Linked DNA regions of Homo sapiens: region 2 is linked to region 1. A link is an interaction called in ENCODE POLR2A ChIA-PET data of the cell type or tissue named here. Cell type or tissue: IMR-90. All regions are shown on one strand. Each heading gives the region's core, and the rest is flanking DNA. Links, peaks and the distances in the headings are about the cores only.

What was found. Peaks named below come from ENCODE experiments on the same cell type or tissue, not always from the same donor. Only the 100,000 strongest peaks of a DNase experiment are listed, where the experiment ranks them.
Region 2: POLR2A ChIA-PET joins it to region 1 with 12 read pairs; 3 of 35 experiments call an interaction of 5 or more read pairs at or near these places.

The regions. Positions count from the first base shown.
Region 1 is chr10:79,355,645-79,363,976 of GRCh38, reverse strand. No RefSeq gene overlaps it. Among named protein-coding and RNA genes, the nearest start is that of PPIF, 12 kb to the right of the region's middle. RefSeq lists a cis regulatory region at 7,428-7,928. In IMR-90, for the core only: no CTCF peak of the experiment used is centred there; no DNase peak of the experiment used is centred there.
Region 2 is chr10:79,417,662-79,425,993 of GRCh38, reverse strand. The region is part of intron 2 of ZCCHC24 (zinc finger CCHC-type containing 24); the gene reads left to right. Among named protein-coding and RNA genes, the nearest start is that of ZCCHC24, 24 kb to the left of the region's middle. RefSeq lists an enhancer at 1,014-1,515. In IMR-90, for the core only: no CTCF peak of the experiment used is centred there; a DNase peak (open chromatin) is centred at 3,343; H3K27ac peaks cover 3,402 bases.

The sequences.
Region 1 (8,332 bases), core at 290-8,289:
CTCTATTTCTTCTTTAATATTGTCTTTTGCATCAAGTGAATATTTTCCAATATAGTATTGAAATTTTCATTAATTAAATGTGATTTTTTTCATTATATTTTTTGAGGGTTTTTTTTAGTAGTTTCTCTAGGGTTTACCATATATGTCTTAATAGAATAAGCTTTAATTGCAATATTTAGACTATTTACATGTAATGTTATTATAATATGTTTGAATTTTAAATTGTCATCCAAATACTATCCATTTGTGTTTTGTTCCTTTCATCTCTCTTTCTACCTATGAATGTGTTAACTTACATAGCAAAAGGAACTTTGCAGAGGTAATTAAGTTAAGAATTTTAATATGGGAAGATTATCTGGATTACCCAATGGGTCCAATGTAATCACAAGGGTACTGAAAAGTGCAGGAGGAATGTAGGAGAGTGAGAGTCAGAGAAGAAGATGATACAGAAGCAGAGATTCAGGTGATGATGCTATGTTGGCTTTGAAGATGGAGGAAGAAGCCACAAGCCGAGGAATACAGGCAACCTCTAGAAGCAGTTAGAAAAGGCAAGGAATGTTCTCTCCCCTAGAGCCTCCAAAATAATGCAACCTACCAGCATCTTGACTTTAGCCCAGTGAAACCCATTTCAGACTTAAATCTGTGGGTTTTTTGTTGTTCTTGTTTGTTTGTTTGTTTGTTTGTTTTTGAGACAGAGTCTCACTCTGTCGCCCAGGCTGGAGTGCAGTGGTGTAATCTCGGCTCACTGCAACCTCCACCTCCTGGGTTCAAGCAATTCTGTGCCTCAGCTTCTCAGGTAGCTGGGATTACAAGCGCCCACCACTACTCCCGGCTAATTGTTGTATTTTTAGTAGAGATGGGGTTTCACCATCTTGGCCAGGCAGGTCTTGAACCCCTGACCTCGTGTTCCACCGGCCTCGGCCTCCCAAAGTGCTGGGATTACAGGCATGAGCCACCACGCCCAGCCAATTTGTATTGTCTTAAGCAAGTATGTTTATGGTAATTTGTGACAGCAGCCATGGGAAACTAATGTAAATAGATCTCTTTTAAGAAGTGAGTGGTTGTTTTCATGTTTACAACATATGTCATTAATTTATCACAGTCTACATTCAAATAATATACAACTTCAACTATAGCGTAAGAATCTTACAACAGTTTACTTCTGATTTCTTCCTCTCATTCCTTGTGCAATTTTAGCATGCATTTTACTTTTACACATACTAAAATTCTGTGATAGACTTTGAAACAAAGGTTAAAGTATGATTTTTTTTGTTTTAATTTTACTCTAAGTTCTGGGATACATGTGCAGAACTTGCAGGTTTGTTACATAGGTATACATATGCCATGGTGGTTTGCTGCACCCATCAACCCGTCACCTAGGTTTTAAAAGCCCCATTTGCATTAGGTATTTGTCCTCATTAAAGCAGGATTATTTTTAAAGATAATCTTTTTAAGTCAAATTACATTTAAAATAATGAAAGAAAGTGCTTTTATATACTTAATTTTTTTACCATTTCCAGAATTTCTTCATTTCTTTGTGTAGATCCAAGCTGCTGTTTGGTATCATACTTCTTCCTGAAGAACTTCTTCTAACCTTGCTTGTATCATGGGTCTGCTGACAGTGAATTTGTTCTGCCTTTGTTGTCAGAAAGGATTTTTGCTTTTGTTTTCTGCTTTTATTTTTGAAGGGTATTTTCCCTGGCCGTAGAATTGTGAATAGATGGGTTATTTTTTCTCCCACTCAGTACTTTAAAGTCTCAATCCATGATGTGTTCATTTCCCTTTCACATGGCATGCCTGAATCGAAACATCTTATGTACCTCATAAGTATACACCTACTAAGTACCCACAAAAATTAAAAATAAAAATTAACTTGTCAATTCATTGTTTTTAACTTGCATAATTTCTAATGAGAAGTCTGCTATCATTTTTATCTTTGTTCCTCTGTAATTCACGGTTTTGGTGTGTGTGTGTTGTGGGAGATTGCCTTAGAGATTTTCTTGTTTTCTTTGGTTTTCATAGTTTGATGCTAAGCCACTCTGGTGTGTGTGTGTGCGTGTGTGTGTGTGTGGTCTTTCCTGCTTGAGGTTCTCAGAATTTCTTGTATCTGTGGTTTGATATGTCTCAATAATTCTGGAAAAATGTTACCACTTATTTCTTTAAATACTTATTCTTCTGCATTCATTTCTTTTCTCATTCTGGGGCTAAAATGACACCTCTGCTAGGCATTTTGATATTATCCCATAGTTCTTTGATGCTCTGTTCTCTTTCATTCTGATTTCTCTTTGTGTTTCCATCTGGATTAATTTCTTTTGACCTCTTTAAGGTCACTGATATATTCCTCAGCTGTGCTAAGTTTACTAATAAGCTCATCAAAGGAATTCTTCATTTTAATATATTTTTTCACTTCTAGCATCTCCATTAGGCTCTTTCTTGTAGTTTTTCTCTACTGAAATGCATCCTTTCCCACTAGATCTTCCAACATATTAATCAGAGTTATTTTAATGTTCATATCTGACAATGTTATATCTGAGTCTGATTCTGTTGTTTTATTTCTTGACAATGTTTTTCTTCTTTGCATTTTGTGTGTCTTCTAATTTTTTGTTGAAAATCAATAGAATTCCAACAATAGAAGAGACAGTAGTGAACAGTATGTGTCATTATTAATTTTATGTGTCAACTTGGCTAGGCCAGGGTACTCAGATATTTGGTCACACACCAGTCTAGATGTTGCTGTGAAGGTATTTTTGAGATGAGATTAAAATTTAAATCAGTGACTTTGAGTAAAGCATATTGCCCTCCATAATGTGGTGGGCCTCATCCAATCAGTTGAAGACTTTAAGAGAAAAAGACTAAGGTCCACCAAAGAAGGTGGCATTTTGCTTCTTGAACCCAAGCTCCAAAATCAACTCTTCCCTGAGTCACCAGCCTGCTGGCCTGTCCTGCAGAATTTGGAATTGCCCAGGTCCCACAACTGCATGAGCCAATTAATTAAAATCTCTCAATCTCTCTCTCTCCCTCTGCCTATACATATATACACATCCAATTGGTTCTAGTTCTCTGAAGAACCCTGACTAATACAGTATGTACACTGGAAACAGGCATGCCACTGATTCTTTCAGGCCATTATTGTGGGAAATTGAGTTAGTCGCCTCAGGGGTTGAGCTGGATTTGGGGTTTGTGTTGCTATTCTTGCTTTCAGAGCTCCATAGGCTTCAAATTCCTTAAGTGGTGGATTACTGTTGACTTGTGCTTACAGTGGAGCTGGGGTGCCAAAGGATTGTTTAGACTCCACACTCAGCTTTCTGCAATACGGAGGGTGTCTCTCTCCATGCCCCGCCCTCCCCCACTGGTAGACCAGGCTCATAGTAAGGCAGGAGGCTTTTCTGCTGTCCTCATCCCGCCTTAGTCTTAGGCATGTCTTGGCTGTTTCTTGCTCCCTCTTCCACCAGAGGTAGTCAATTTCTGGTTGGTATCGCTAAAGGATCCTGGGCCCTGGATGGCTTCTTACCCCTCCCACAGGGATAAAAGGATGTGTGTTCTACTTCCCCCAGCCACAGTGCACTTTTACATGTTCCTGGGGGTGGATGGTGTAATGCCCAACCTCCCAGTGGATTCTCAAATTTACTTCATTGGAGAGAAGAACCTGAGGAAGTGGACGAGGCTCCGTGCCTTTCTCCAGCAGCTGAAGGTCCCCTCCTGCAGACCTGAACCACCAAGTTGGGCTACCTCTTAGGTCTTCTGTGCATCTGGTGGGAGCCTGGAGAAAGATGTTGAACTCCCTTTGCATCTGGGGTCCCCAGCTACTCCAGATGGACACATTAGCCCCCTCTTGGCCTTTAGCAATTCATTAAAAGGCTTACCTAATTTTATTTTATTTTACACAGTTGTTTCATGGTCATATCTTCCTACAGTGCTCTGCCACAGGTGAAACTGTGTGTCCTGTCTCTCCTTGCAGGGCCTTGTTCCTCTTTTTTTTTTTTTTTTTTTTGAGATGGAGTCTCACTCTGTTGCCCAGGCTAGAGTGCAGTGGTGCAATCTCGGCTCATTGCAACCTCCGCCTCCCGGTTCAAGTGATTCTCCTGCCTCAGTCTCCAGAGTAGCTGAGATTACAGGCATGCACCACCATGCTCGGCTATTTTTTTTTTATTTTTAGTAGAGACAGGGTTTCACCACGTTGGCCAGGCTGGTCTCCAACTCCTGACCTCAGGTGATCCGCCCACCTTGGCCTCCCAAAGTGCTGGGATTACAGGCGTGAGCCACGGCGACTGGCCGCTTTGTTCCTCTTTGAAACTCAGGTTATTTGGTTGCCTTTCTGGTGAGCTCAAGAAAAGTTACGATTTTGTAGTTTATTCAACTTCTTCTCATTGTTAGGAAAGGAGTGGTGGTCTTTGCAGCTAAGCAAATGCAGAAACCTATACCAACTATTACTGTAATAGGATTGTAGGCAATGCTAATTCTCTATATTATATAATTATGTAACATTTGAATTTTTACATGTGCATTTTGGTTTTATAAATAGAAAAAAGACAATATGTGTAAGAGAAACAGAATCAGTAGAATATATATGTGTGTGTGTGTGTGTGTGTGTATATATTTATACCATATACATAAGATATATATGATACAAAAACATAAGGAATTGGCTCATGTGATCATGGGGGCTGAGAAGACCCACCACCTGTAGTTGGCGGGCTGGAGACCCAGGAGAGCCAATGGTGTAGGTCCAGTCCGAGTCTGAAGGCCTGAGAACCAGAAGAGCCAATGTAGGTTCCAGTCTGAAGGCTGGCAGGCTCAAGACCCTGAGACAGCCAACATTTCAGTTTGAGTCCAAAGGCAGAAAATACCAATGTTCCAGCTGAGGACCGTCAGGCAGGAGGCGTTCCCTCTTAGCCTTTTGTTCTATTCAGGTCTTCAGTTGACTGGACGAAGTCCACCCACACGAGGGAGAACCACCTGCTTTACTCGGTCTAGCTATGCAAATATTAATCTTAGACAGAAACACCCTCACAGACACACCCAGAATAGTGTCTGACCCAATGTGTAAGCACTCTGTGACCCAGTTAGGTTGACACATAAGGCTGGGTGTGGTGCCTGACACCTATAATCTCAACATTTTAGGAATTTGAAGTGGGAGGACCACTTGGGGCCAGGAGAGACTGGCCTGGGAAATACAGCAAGACCCGCATCTTTTAAAAAAATAAAAAATAAATAGCCAAGCATGGTGGCACGTGCCTGTAGTCCCAGCTACTCAGGGTGCTGAGGTGGAAGGATTGCTTGAGCCTAGGAGTTTGAGGTTACAGCAAGCTATGATTGTGCCACTGCACTCCGGCATGGGTGACAGAGTGAGACCCCATCTCAAAAAAAAAAAATTGACCCATAAAATTAACGATCACAATATGATAGAATAGCAATAATGTTATCAGCATAATTCTGGACAGCCTCTACAGGCTGGGTGATCTGGGAGGCAGAATGGACCCAAGACTTTCTCTACCTGCCATATTCTGAAGAATCTTGGACATAGAGCTGACTTCTGGCCTCCGCAATCCACTCACTGAGAAATGCACTCCATCCAAGACCCACCCAAGGCAGCCCCTCCTCCTAGATGACAAAACAAGAGCTGGGGCCTCCACCCCTCTAGGAGCTTCTTCCTTCACAGGCTCCTGCATAGGCAAAGACAGGGGGAGCCACTTTTTCTTTTCTCTTTTTGAGACAGCGTGTTGCTCTGTCACCCAGACTGCAGTCCCGTGGCATGATCATGGCTCACTGCAGCCTCCGGCTCCTGGGCTCAAGTGATCCTCTTACCTCAGCCTCCCGAGTAGCTGGGACCACAGGCACATGTCACCAAGCCCAGCTAAGTTTTAATTTTTTTTTTTTTTTTTTTTTTTTTTTTTTTTTTTGTAGAGATGCGATCTCACTATGTTGACCAGGCTGGTCTGAAACCCCTGGGCTCAAGCAATCCGTTCACCTCTGCTTCCCAAAGTGCTGGGATTACAGGCATGAGCCACCATGCCTGGCTGGCCACTTTGACCAGCGCTATCGAGGAGCTCCCCTGCCCACTGGCCTCCACAGAGCTTGAGTGGAATAGGATGTGCCCCACCCAGTCATCCGAGACTTGTCGGTCAGACTCCTTAAGTGAGGCTTCTTTTAAAAGTGGAGGGTGTCACACTAGAGTCCCAGAAAGTCCAGTAAAAAATGTTTCCAGAAGTAAATGATGACTCTAGTGTTGAGCCATGACCTTCCCTTTCACTCTTACCCACTGTGGCTACACTCAAATTCTTAAGCTTTATCAGATTTGTCTCCGGAATTGCTTCCTGCCGGAGAGTTCATGGTCTCGTTGACTTCGAGAATGGAGCCACGGCCCTTCACGGTGAGTGTTACAGCTCTTAAAGATGGCACAAGTGAGCGGTAGCAAGGTTTATTGTGAAGAGGGAAAGGACAAAGTTTCCACAACACGGAAAGAGACCCGAGCCAGTTGCGGCTGCTGGTTGGGATAGCCAACTTTTATTCCCTTATTTGTCCCCGCCCATGTTCCATTTCTGTCCTATCAGAGTGCCTTTTTTCAGTCCTCCCCACGAATGGCTACTTTCAGAATCCTGCTGATTGGTCCGTTTTACAGAGTGCTGATTGGTGCATTTTACAGAGCGCTGATTGGTGCATTTTACAATCCTCTTGTAAGACAGGAAAGTTCCCCAAGGGATGTCCAGCTGGCTTCACCTCTCAGAATTATTATTTTAAAATTCAGATTCCTAGATGCAAATATTCAAAAGGCGTCTCAGGTATGGCCAGAAATCTGCATGATTTACTGGCACTCTGTGATTCCTAGAAGCATTGCTTTAGGCCTTCCCAGACCTACGAAACCTTTAAGAAATTCCTTTTCATGGAGCAAGATTCTTTAGAACCCAGAAGCATATTAGAGCCTCACACATTCTCACACATGCCACACTGGAGAAGCCAGACATGAAAAAGTGAACCCTGCTCAATACCATTTCTACAAAGTTCTAGAACAGGCAAAATTACAGGGATAAGATCCAGTGGCTGCCTGGGAAGGGGCACAGAGAGAACTTTCTGGAAAGACGGAAACATTCTGTATCTTAATTTGGTGATAGATATTACTAGTATATGCTTTTGTCAAAAGTCATTGATGTGTACACTTGAAGTGACTTTTCTTGTACGTAAATATACCTCAATGAAATCATTTTGAAAAGCTATCACATCACAGAAAATAAAATTGATGTTTCAGATTTTTTTTAAAAATCGTGTGTACATGGCACCACTTATGATTACATCTATGAGTGCATGTGTAAGACTCACTGCCTCATTTATGCATGAGGTATTGAGTGCTCACTGGCCAGAAACAAGCCAGTATTTTATTTGTATATTACTTATGTTCTTGCTTTATGCAAGAAATATGACTAGGCTCAGGCCTTTGTGCAGGGAGCTCAGGGAATGAGCAGCACAGGGAACGGCCCTGCTTTCAGGGAACTCGGTTTTTAGGAGATTCCTGCATGTTTGGTGCACCCTCACCTCACCTTAGACTTCTCTGGGTGGAGATACACACACATAGACACACACACATACACGCGTGCACACACACACACTCTCCTCAGCAAGAAGGAAACACAATGACTAAACATAAGCCCCAAAAGAGGAAACTCCAGAGGGAGTGAAGCTGTGGGCTTTGACCTCAGAGATCAGTTGTGCTCTGAATGTGTGTGGCCTGAGAACCTTTGGCAATATGTCCCCCAAGGCACCTGTGCATTCTCGAAGGCCCCCAACAGAAATCCCTGCAGACTGCCAAAAACCCTGGATTCTAGCCCGTTTTGCCAATTGATTCACAGGGTCACATGGGACAATCATAATCCCTCTTGGGGTCTCAGTTTACCCATCTGTAAAGTGTTGGACTGGATGAGAAATTACTAATTATGATTTGGCTCAAGATCCTATTCTTCAAATGAAATCCCTTACAGAACCCCAATATAAATGGAGGGCATCTATGACTGCAAATGGGGTTCAGGGGCCCATGCTCCTTGTGTCCTCCTTGTCTGCTTTGAGGACTCTTAACGCTCTTGATAATTGTTTTAAGACTACTTGTCCTACTGAAACTGACTTCATGGGAACTCTCCATGACTCCAAATGACCCGACCCCAGTCACCATGACCTCAGAGTGACTCCATTAACCTAAGACTACACATAACCTCACTCAGGGAACCCCAGTGAGAAATAATTCTGTTAGATGCCCTCAAAAGGGCCCAAATTTCCTCTGAGAACTGCCTGCCTGACCACTCAACTGCCGGGCCACACCACAGCCCTGTCTACCTAGGGAAGCTCT
Region 2 (8,332 bases), core at 290-8,289, 62 kb before region 1:
AAGGGCAGTCCATCCTTGTGGGGTGAGGCTGTGCCTAGGCCATGGTCTAGTCATGGTCTAGCCATGGTCCGGCCAATGTCAGCACTGAACCAAGAAGGATTAGGACTCAAGAGTGTCTATCATTTGCTTCTTGAAAAAACAGCTGCTATTGTCCTCATGTAGTGCACCAGCCATCCGGCCCCAAGGTAATAATAATATCATACACTATACAATAGCAATAGCTTCTAAGCACTGAGTTTACCACTGGGTTTAGCATATTCTATGTATTAGCTCATTTAATGCTGTCAAAAATTGTCTCGGTAGGTACTATAGTGATCTTCAATTGCCAGATGATAAAACTGAGACCCAGAGAAGTGGAGTGACTTGCCCAAGGCCACACAGCTAGTGAATATCAAAGCTGGAATTGGAACTCAGGTGCTCCTGATTCCAGAGCGCATGCTTTTTCAATATCATCCTGCATCACCCTTGGCATCCAGACTTTGATCTCCACTATCATTCTCAGAAAGTCAGGGTTCTTTAAAAAGATAGATGACTGGAAGTAGAGAGGGTCAAGGACAATGTGGGCAGAGGCCATCCCAAGCCTGGTCTGGCCAAGTTGGTGTGCCTGGTAGTTTCACCACCCAGCCTCAGGGTGTCTGCTGCCCCAGTTTAGTCAGGCAGGTCAGGAGTGGGTTGGGATTGCCAGCTCTGGTGGCAACAGAAAACCCAGTGACTGCAGGGCGGCATGGTTGATATCTGCTGGGCCTGCCTGCAGGGTCGCCTGGTATCTCGTTTTGGCCTCTGCACGCTGATGGGTCAGGACTCTGAAGGCCTGAGCAGCAATGTGTTGCTGTGAGCCAGCTGCACTTGCCTGTAGGGGTCTGTGGTGGGGGCCTGGCGCAGTGCCACATCTGTGCCCAGGACACACAGTCTGTCCAGGACAGAGCAGGACTCCAGACATGTTCCCATCACCCAACCATTCCTGAGAGTTTCTTGTGCACCAGGCCTGTGCTGGATAAGGCCCTTCCCCTGTCCTCGGTGGTACAGATAGAAAGAGTATTGGCCACTCTGGGGGACCAGGGCTGTGGTGAGGTTTACTGTGCAGGCCCAGCTCAGCCTGGAGCTTCGTGGGAGGCCTCAGAGAGGAGGAGCTTGGATTTGGAGTGGGGAAGGCTTCCAAGCAAGCGTGTAAATAACAGGAATATGCTTTCCGGGCACTGTGAGCCCTGGGCCACAGCAGGCGCTCCTGGGGGAGGAGTGGGGGTGTGGCTGGAACAGGTGATGAAGGGCTTGTGTGACAGGCTGTGCAAACTTGGACTTTATCTGGAGGCCAGGGAGAAGGGTTTTAGGTGACATGCTCAGATTGGCATTTTGAAAGATCCTGCTAGTGGCAGGTTGGAGGCTGGGCTGAAGGAGGCAAGAACGCTAAGGAAGCCAGCCCCTGAACATGGATAGGGACTGATGACTGGACACAAGACAGCGGTGAGCAGAAGCTGAAGGGGAGGGAATGGATTCTGGAATGGAAAAGTACCATCTATGGGCCGTGGTGCCCAGTGAGAGGGAAGAGGGAGCAGGCAGCAAGGAGGGCTACCAGATCTTTACGGTGGCTGCCTGGGCAAATCAGCTGCCAACTGGGATACAAATACACGTGCATAAACAGGTAGGCTCGCCTTCCACTCTGCAGTTATTTATTGAACATCTACTGTGTGTCAGACACATAGCAAGCATTAGAGGACACCACAATGAGCAAAACAGGAAAGGCTCCCTCTGTCTAGGAGCTTGTGTTGCAGTTGGTGAAGTCAGGCAGTAAGTACAAATCAGTGGGAACTAGGGAACTATCAGATCAGATGAAGAACACAGAAGAGTGCTTTCATAGTGTGCACTGGGCTGCCTTCTCCTGGAGTAGCAGGAGTTAGTAGTTAGTAGCATGCATGCTTAGGCCCATGATACTTTTAGGGTCCACAGATATGTTTCTTTTCTTTTTTTTTTTTTTTTTTCAGACGGAGTCTCGCTCTGTTGCCCAGGCTGGAGTGCAGTGGCGCGATCTCAGCTCACTGCAACCTCCACTTTTTGGGTTCAAGCGATTCTCCTGCCTCAGCCTCCAGAGTAGCTGGGATTACAGGTGCCTGCCACCACGCCTGACTGATTTTTGTATTTTTAGTAGAGACGGAGTTTTACCATGTTGGCCAGGCTGGTTTCAAACTCTTGACCTCAAGTGATCCGCCTGCCTTGGCCTCCCAAAATGCTGGAATTATAGGCGGGAGCAACTGCACCCGGCCACAGATATGTTTCTATTTGCCTATTTGTATTTATTTTATAACCAGATGAGAAAATGGGTATAATAGTGAATATATAATTATGAACTCAGCCTGGAGATTTGTGTTTACACCAATGCAGTCAGAAAATATATATATATATATATATATATATATAGTATATATATTTTGTTTGTTTTTGTTTTTTTGAGATGGAGTCTCACTCTGTCACCCAGGCTGGAGTCCAGTGGCGCCATTTCAGCTCACTGCAAGCTCTACCTCCCAGGTTCAAGCTATTCTCCTCCCTCAGCCTCCCGAGTAGCTGGGATTACAGGCGCCCGCCACTACGCCTGGCTAATTTTTGAATTTTTAGTAGAGACAGAGTTTCACCATGTTGGCTAGGCTGGTCTCAAACTCCTGACCTCAAGAGATCTGCCTGCCTCGGACTCCCAAAGTGCTGGGATTACAGGCATGAGCCTCCATGCCCAGCCAGAAAATAAAATTTTTAATAAGGTTTTATGCAAAAAGGGCCCACAAAGGCAAAAGTGCCTAGGGTCCACAGAAGTCATAATGAAGCCCTGAAGGGTGTCTGGGGCAGCTTTCGATTGGGTGGCCACTGTGGGTCTCTCCTATGATAGGACATGAAAACTTCACGTACTACCACTCCACTAAAGCTCAGGCAGGGGGAGGGTCCACATGCCCACAGTAAGGATCCTGATGTTGACGTGGGTGATATCTTGTTGAGGTCAAAGGATACAGCCTTGAATTTTTAACCCAAAGGCAACTTTTCCTAAGCTGTCTCTTTGCCCTTCACGGCTGTCAGGCCCAGCCATGCCCAGCCTGACAGCCACCCTTCAGGCACTGACCTGGGAGCAGAAGCTCTCTAGAACCCGTTTCCATCACTTCTGAGACATTGTTAGTGGTACTCATTACTCCTTTGAGGGAGGTCTGAGGGGTGTTGTCACCTGTGCCTCTTGTGTCCAGCTAAGAACAGGGCGCCGCGAGAGGTCTGGGAGGGCCTGAGCCCAGGGGAACTGCCATTCCTGAGTCAGCATGCCCAGGGCTGCTAATGAAATCCAGATGTTAGACAGAAAACAATCATCGCCCCCACCCATCTGGCAGCTCGGGTTTCTTGGAGATTGCAAAAGAAGAAAAATAGAGCCGAGAGAGAATGGAATCCTAGAACAGCTGAGATCTTAGAGGCAGGATGTAAATAGTCTCAGGGTCTTGCTGGGGAAAGGGCAGGAGACAAGGGAAAGAGGGGGCTGGCCCAGTCCTCCTTCTTCCTCACCCAGGTCTCTGCAGCCCTCGGACCCCAGCCCCTGCACCCCTCCCCAGGCCAGAGCAGGCTGGTCCTTGAAGGGAGTAGGCTGTTGGAGGCAGCAGGCAGGGCCGAGGCCCCCAGCCCATGTCTGACCCTTGCCTACAGTTTCCAACCCCTCATTCCAACCCTGACCTCACTGCAGGTCTGGGTGTCCTCTGGGACCAGAGTGGCTAGAGCCCAGGGAGGGGACAGGCCAAAAAGGACTGAGGCTAGGCAGAATTGTGGGCTGACTAGAAGCTTCTCCTCAGAACCCCAGAGCTGAGTGGCATAGGGATAGAGGATGAGGGGTATGGTGGGCCAGCTGGGGGACCTAGCCTCTTCTTCCCACCAGGGTAGCCTCACACATATCCACCTCACATGTTAGGGAGCATGCGAAGGGAAGGCTCTCAGGCTTATAAAGTTTAACACCATTGATTAGTTCAGACCCATCAACATACTGGTGGGGAAACTGAGGTTTTCTCACAACACTGGGGCTAAGGACTGCCTGTCATAAAAAAATGTATAGAAGGCTGGGTGCGGTGGCTCATGCCTGTAATCCCAGCACTTTGGGAGGACGAGGTGAGCAGATCGCCTGAGGTCAGGAGTTTGAGACCAGCCCGGCCAACATGATGAAACCTCATCTCTGCTAAAAATACAAAAAAATTAGCCAGGTGTGGTGGCGCACACCTATAATCCCAGTTACTTGGGAGGCTGAGGCAGGAGAATTGCTTGAACTCAGGATGTGGAGGTTGCAGTGAGCCGAGATCGCACCACTGCACTCCAGCCTGGGCAACAAGAGCGAAACTCCATTTCTAAAATAAATGAATAAATAAATATAAAAAATGCATACAGGGAGGGGCAGAAAGGTAACACCACAGACAAAAAGCCCTTTGAATGTTAGACAGTGGAATTAGCAAAGAAAGTGTTATACTGCCACCCATTACTCATTAGCAAACATCCAGAAGGAAGGAAGAAAGGAAGAAAGGAAAGAAGGGAGGGAGGGAGGAAGGGAGGGAGGGGGAAGGGAGAGGGAGAAGAGGGAGGACAGACAGCATCATTCTGTGTTCCCACTGAGGAAGGACTGGGCCTAGGGCAGATGGCATAGCAGGGGATGGGTGCTGAAGGTAGCATTGCAGGGGGTTCTCCTGGAGCCTGGGCTGGCTGGCCAAGGGGCCTCAGCTGAGGTTCTTCCAGCACTTGGCACAGAACCTGGAATGTCGTGAGCACTCAGAGAATGTCAGCTGGGATGGGTGTTGCTGGGGGTGTCGTGCCTGCCGTTTGGCAGGTGGTGGCTTGGCATAGATGCTGACGTTAGGGTAGTGCCCCAAACCCAGTGTCCGGGCCTCGAGGCTCTCCTCCTTGCCCTGCCGAAGCCCTCTCCTTTCAGTGAGGTGCCTTCGAGCACAGCCCTGAAGCCAGCCTGCCTGCGTTCCACCCCTGGCGCCGCCTTGTAGCAGCAGTGCTATGTGCCTTTGGGAAAAATTCATTCAGTCTTTCTAGGCCTCAGTTTCCTCCTCTGTAAAATGAAGATATTAAAACATCCTACTTCATGGGATGTTGTGAGCTTAACCGAGTTATTTTATCTGAAGTGTTTATAACAGTGCCTGGCACCTTGCTTGCACTGCAAGTAGTAACTCTTAGGACTGTTAATTACTGTCATTATTATTATTATTATTATTATTTTGAGATAGAAACTTGCTCTGTTGCCCAGGCTGCAGTGCAGTGGCATGATCTCAGCTCACTGCAGCCTCCGCTTCCCGAGTTCAAGCGATTCTCCTGCCTCCTGAGTAGCTGGAACTATAGACATGAACCACCACACTAGGCTAATTTTTGTATTTTTAGTAGAGACAGGGTTTCTCCATGTTGGCCAGGCTGGTCTCAAACTCCTGGCCTCAAGTGATCTGCCCGCCTCGGCCTCCCAAAGTGCTGGGATTACAGGCGTGAGCCACCATGCCCAGCCTACTGTCGTTATTATTATGCCTCAATTCCGCTGTTTCAAACTGGCTTGAGAAGTCCCAGGGTTCTAAGAGACTGCTTCAGCACTGTGGGGATCCACAGAGGTGGCTGGAGCCCTCCCTTCCCACCCTCATTCCCTAAGGGAGGGGCTGCCTCTGGGAGGGGCTGCAGAGAGGCCAGGTGACAAGGCTGTGCTTTCTCAGGGGTCTTGGGGAGGGGACAGGGGAAGGCCCAGATGACTTTGAGTCCCCCAGGTTGTGCTGGGGGGACTCTGCTGTGCCCAGGATGGGTGCTGTGGGAGGAGGGGCGATGCACAGCTGGAAGGTGCCCAGTGCCGCCTGTGGGCTGTCAGTTCCCCTATGGCCCAGGGAAGAGGAATCTCTCTCCAAGTGCTTGCCTAGGAGCAGCTGCTGGGGGTGGAGCAGGGGTGGGGGATTGGAGGGGTGGGGCATGGAGTGTGAGGGCTCATGGGGAGCCACTTTTATATCCTTCCTGCTGCCTCTTGCCTGGCAGGAAAGAGCCTAGGAGGGCCAGTTTCACATCCTCAGCTGCCAGTTCTGCTTTTAGAAGAATTGCAGATGATAATTAGGAGTCCCCAGGAATCTCGATGGGTCAATGGCCTCACCTTCCCAGCCCTCTGCTTCTGAGCCTTAGGGACAGAGATGTTGGCAGAGCCTAGGAGCCAGGACCAGTCCTGGTCTTGAACTACCTGCAAGGCCTAGTGAATGGAATGCTGGAGCACAGCAAGTGCATCCTTAAGCTGAATAGCTCCAAGTGTCACCTCCTTTGGGAAGCCCTCTCTGATTTCTCCTTTCCTCCAAGCTCAGAGGGACTGGCCTCCTCTGAATGCCAGAAAGGCTCACTCACTCACTCATTTATTCCTCACCTGCCAAGGGCCTCCAGTGTGCCAGGCCCTTGGCCTGCCCCTCTCACATGGCTTTCCTTTGTCTTGGAGTAACTCAAGTGCCCTTTGCTGTGAAGACTCCGGGGAAGGTTCTGGCTGGGACATCCCTTGGTCCCTCAACCTCAGTAAGAACAGGAGAGCCCCAGGCAGCGGAGTCTCACTGAGCTGGACTCAGAGTTCACTTTTGCTCTTTCCCAGCTGTGTGTCCTTCGCCGTGTTGCCCACCTTCTCCCAGGCATCTGTAAAATGGGTTCACCATCCTTGCAGAGTGTGTGTGGAAAGCGTCTAATGCAGGGCTTGGCATCCCACAAGCACTCAGTAAGTAAGTGGCAGCCCTCACTGTTGGTATCACTTGTTAGGCCGTGGGGCTTCCTGAGCCAGATCTGCCCTCATTTGTAAAGTGAGGCTCATGTACCTGATGGGAGGGTTGGTGTGAGGGAGATGAGAAGCAGCCCGGATACCTGGGAAGCAACACCCACCGGAGCCCCTCTCCTTCTCCCTGACCCACCCCTGCAGCTGCTTAATTTCATGCATGCACGCAGACACATATGTGCACACATGCAAACGTGCGTGCATGCACACACCCCTTGGGCTTCTCAGCCTCAAGGCCTTGCTCACACTGTCCCCGAGTCTGCAATGCCTTTCCCGAATCTCTTCTCTCCTATCCCCCTTTCAGAGCCCAGCTTGAGCCCACCTCTCTCAGGGAGTCTTCCCCAACCATCCAGGGCCTCAGAGCTCTCCTCTCTGAACCCTAACTTGTCAGGACAGCACCCCTTCCCCAGAACCTGGTTTTAAGGCCCTCAAGAGGTAAGAAATCTCAACCAGGTTTCTCATCTTTCCCCCATCCCCATCTGGCCCCTAGGGGACAGAGAATGCCCCTCTTTGGGTGGGCTTCACTCTGCCCTGCCCCAGTCCTGGAAGGTAGCCCAGCCTGGGCCGTTTGACCTCTGCTCAGCCTTCTCATCCCCACTCCACCTGTGCTATGGCCTTAGCCAGTGACTCTCTCATCTCCCCCAGGTTCAGCCCAAACACGTCCTCTTGCATGGTGCAGCCCCTATGCCCTTCTATGCCCCATGTGCTCCTGCCTTGGTGAGTCGTGCCTAGCCCAGGGCCGGTCCTGGCACAAGTCTGTCTCCTACTTCCTGAGGTCACTTCCCAGGCGAGGTCTGTGTCTGCCTGGCAGGCAGAGGGAGCATGGCCTTGGGGTCAGAAGGCCCGAGCTCTCATCCCAGGGCTGTCTCTCTAGCTGTTCAACATTGGCCAAGTTGACCTTACCCTTGGGCCCCCACACCCCCATGCATGAAGTGGCATCAGCAATGAAGCCTGTCTCTCAGGGCTTCTGTGAGATCCAGAGGCGATCAGACAGGTGAACGCGCTTTGAGAACTGTGAAGTTATACCATTTGCTCCACTGCCCAGCGAGCAGCCACATTTGCTGAGATGATCAGAGGTGTGCGAGCGAGGGTGTTTAGGCCTTGGTGGCTGCTGTGAGCTGACCCCTGCCTCAACTGCCATGGGGTCTTGGAGGCATATTTGTGAGGGCAGCATTTTCCCTTTCCACCATGTCTGGGGTGGCTGCCCAGGGTGGAGCCTGTGTTGGGTGCCTCCTGCTCCCAGTGGCTTTGTGTGGAGTGGGAGGTGGCCCAGCTGGGGCAAGGTGGCCAGATCCCAGCCTGTGGGTTAGAGGACTTGGCACCACTGACCTGGCCTGACTTGGAGACATGGCTCCTCAACACACCGCCCCCACTCCCTCCCATTCCAAGGCTCAGGGCTCAGAGAAACGGGGCAGCAGGTGCAGGGAAGAAATGTGCATGGAATGGGGGTGAGGAGCCCGAGGACATCAGGCCTTCCTCATGCCTGGCTCACGGAGCACCTTCGTCTCATTTGCTGGCTGGGTTCTTACACTCACCTGGATGTCATCTGTGGCCCATGTGCCC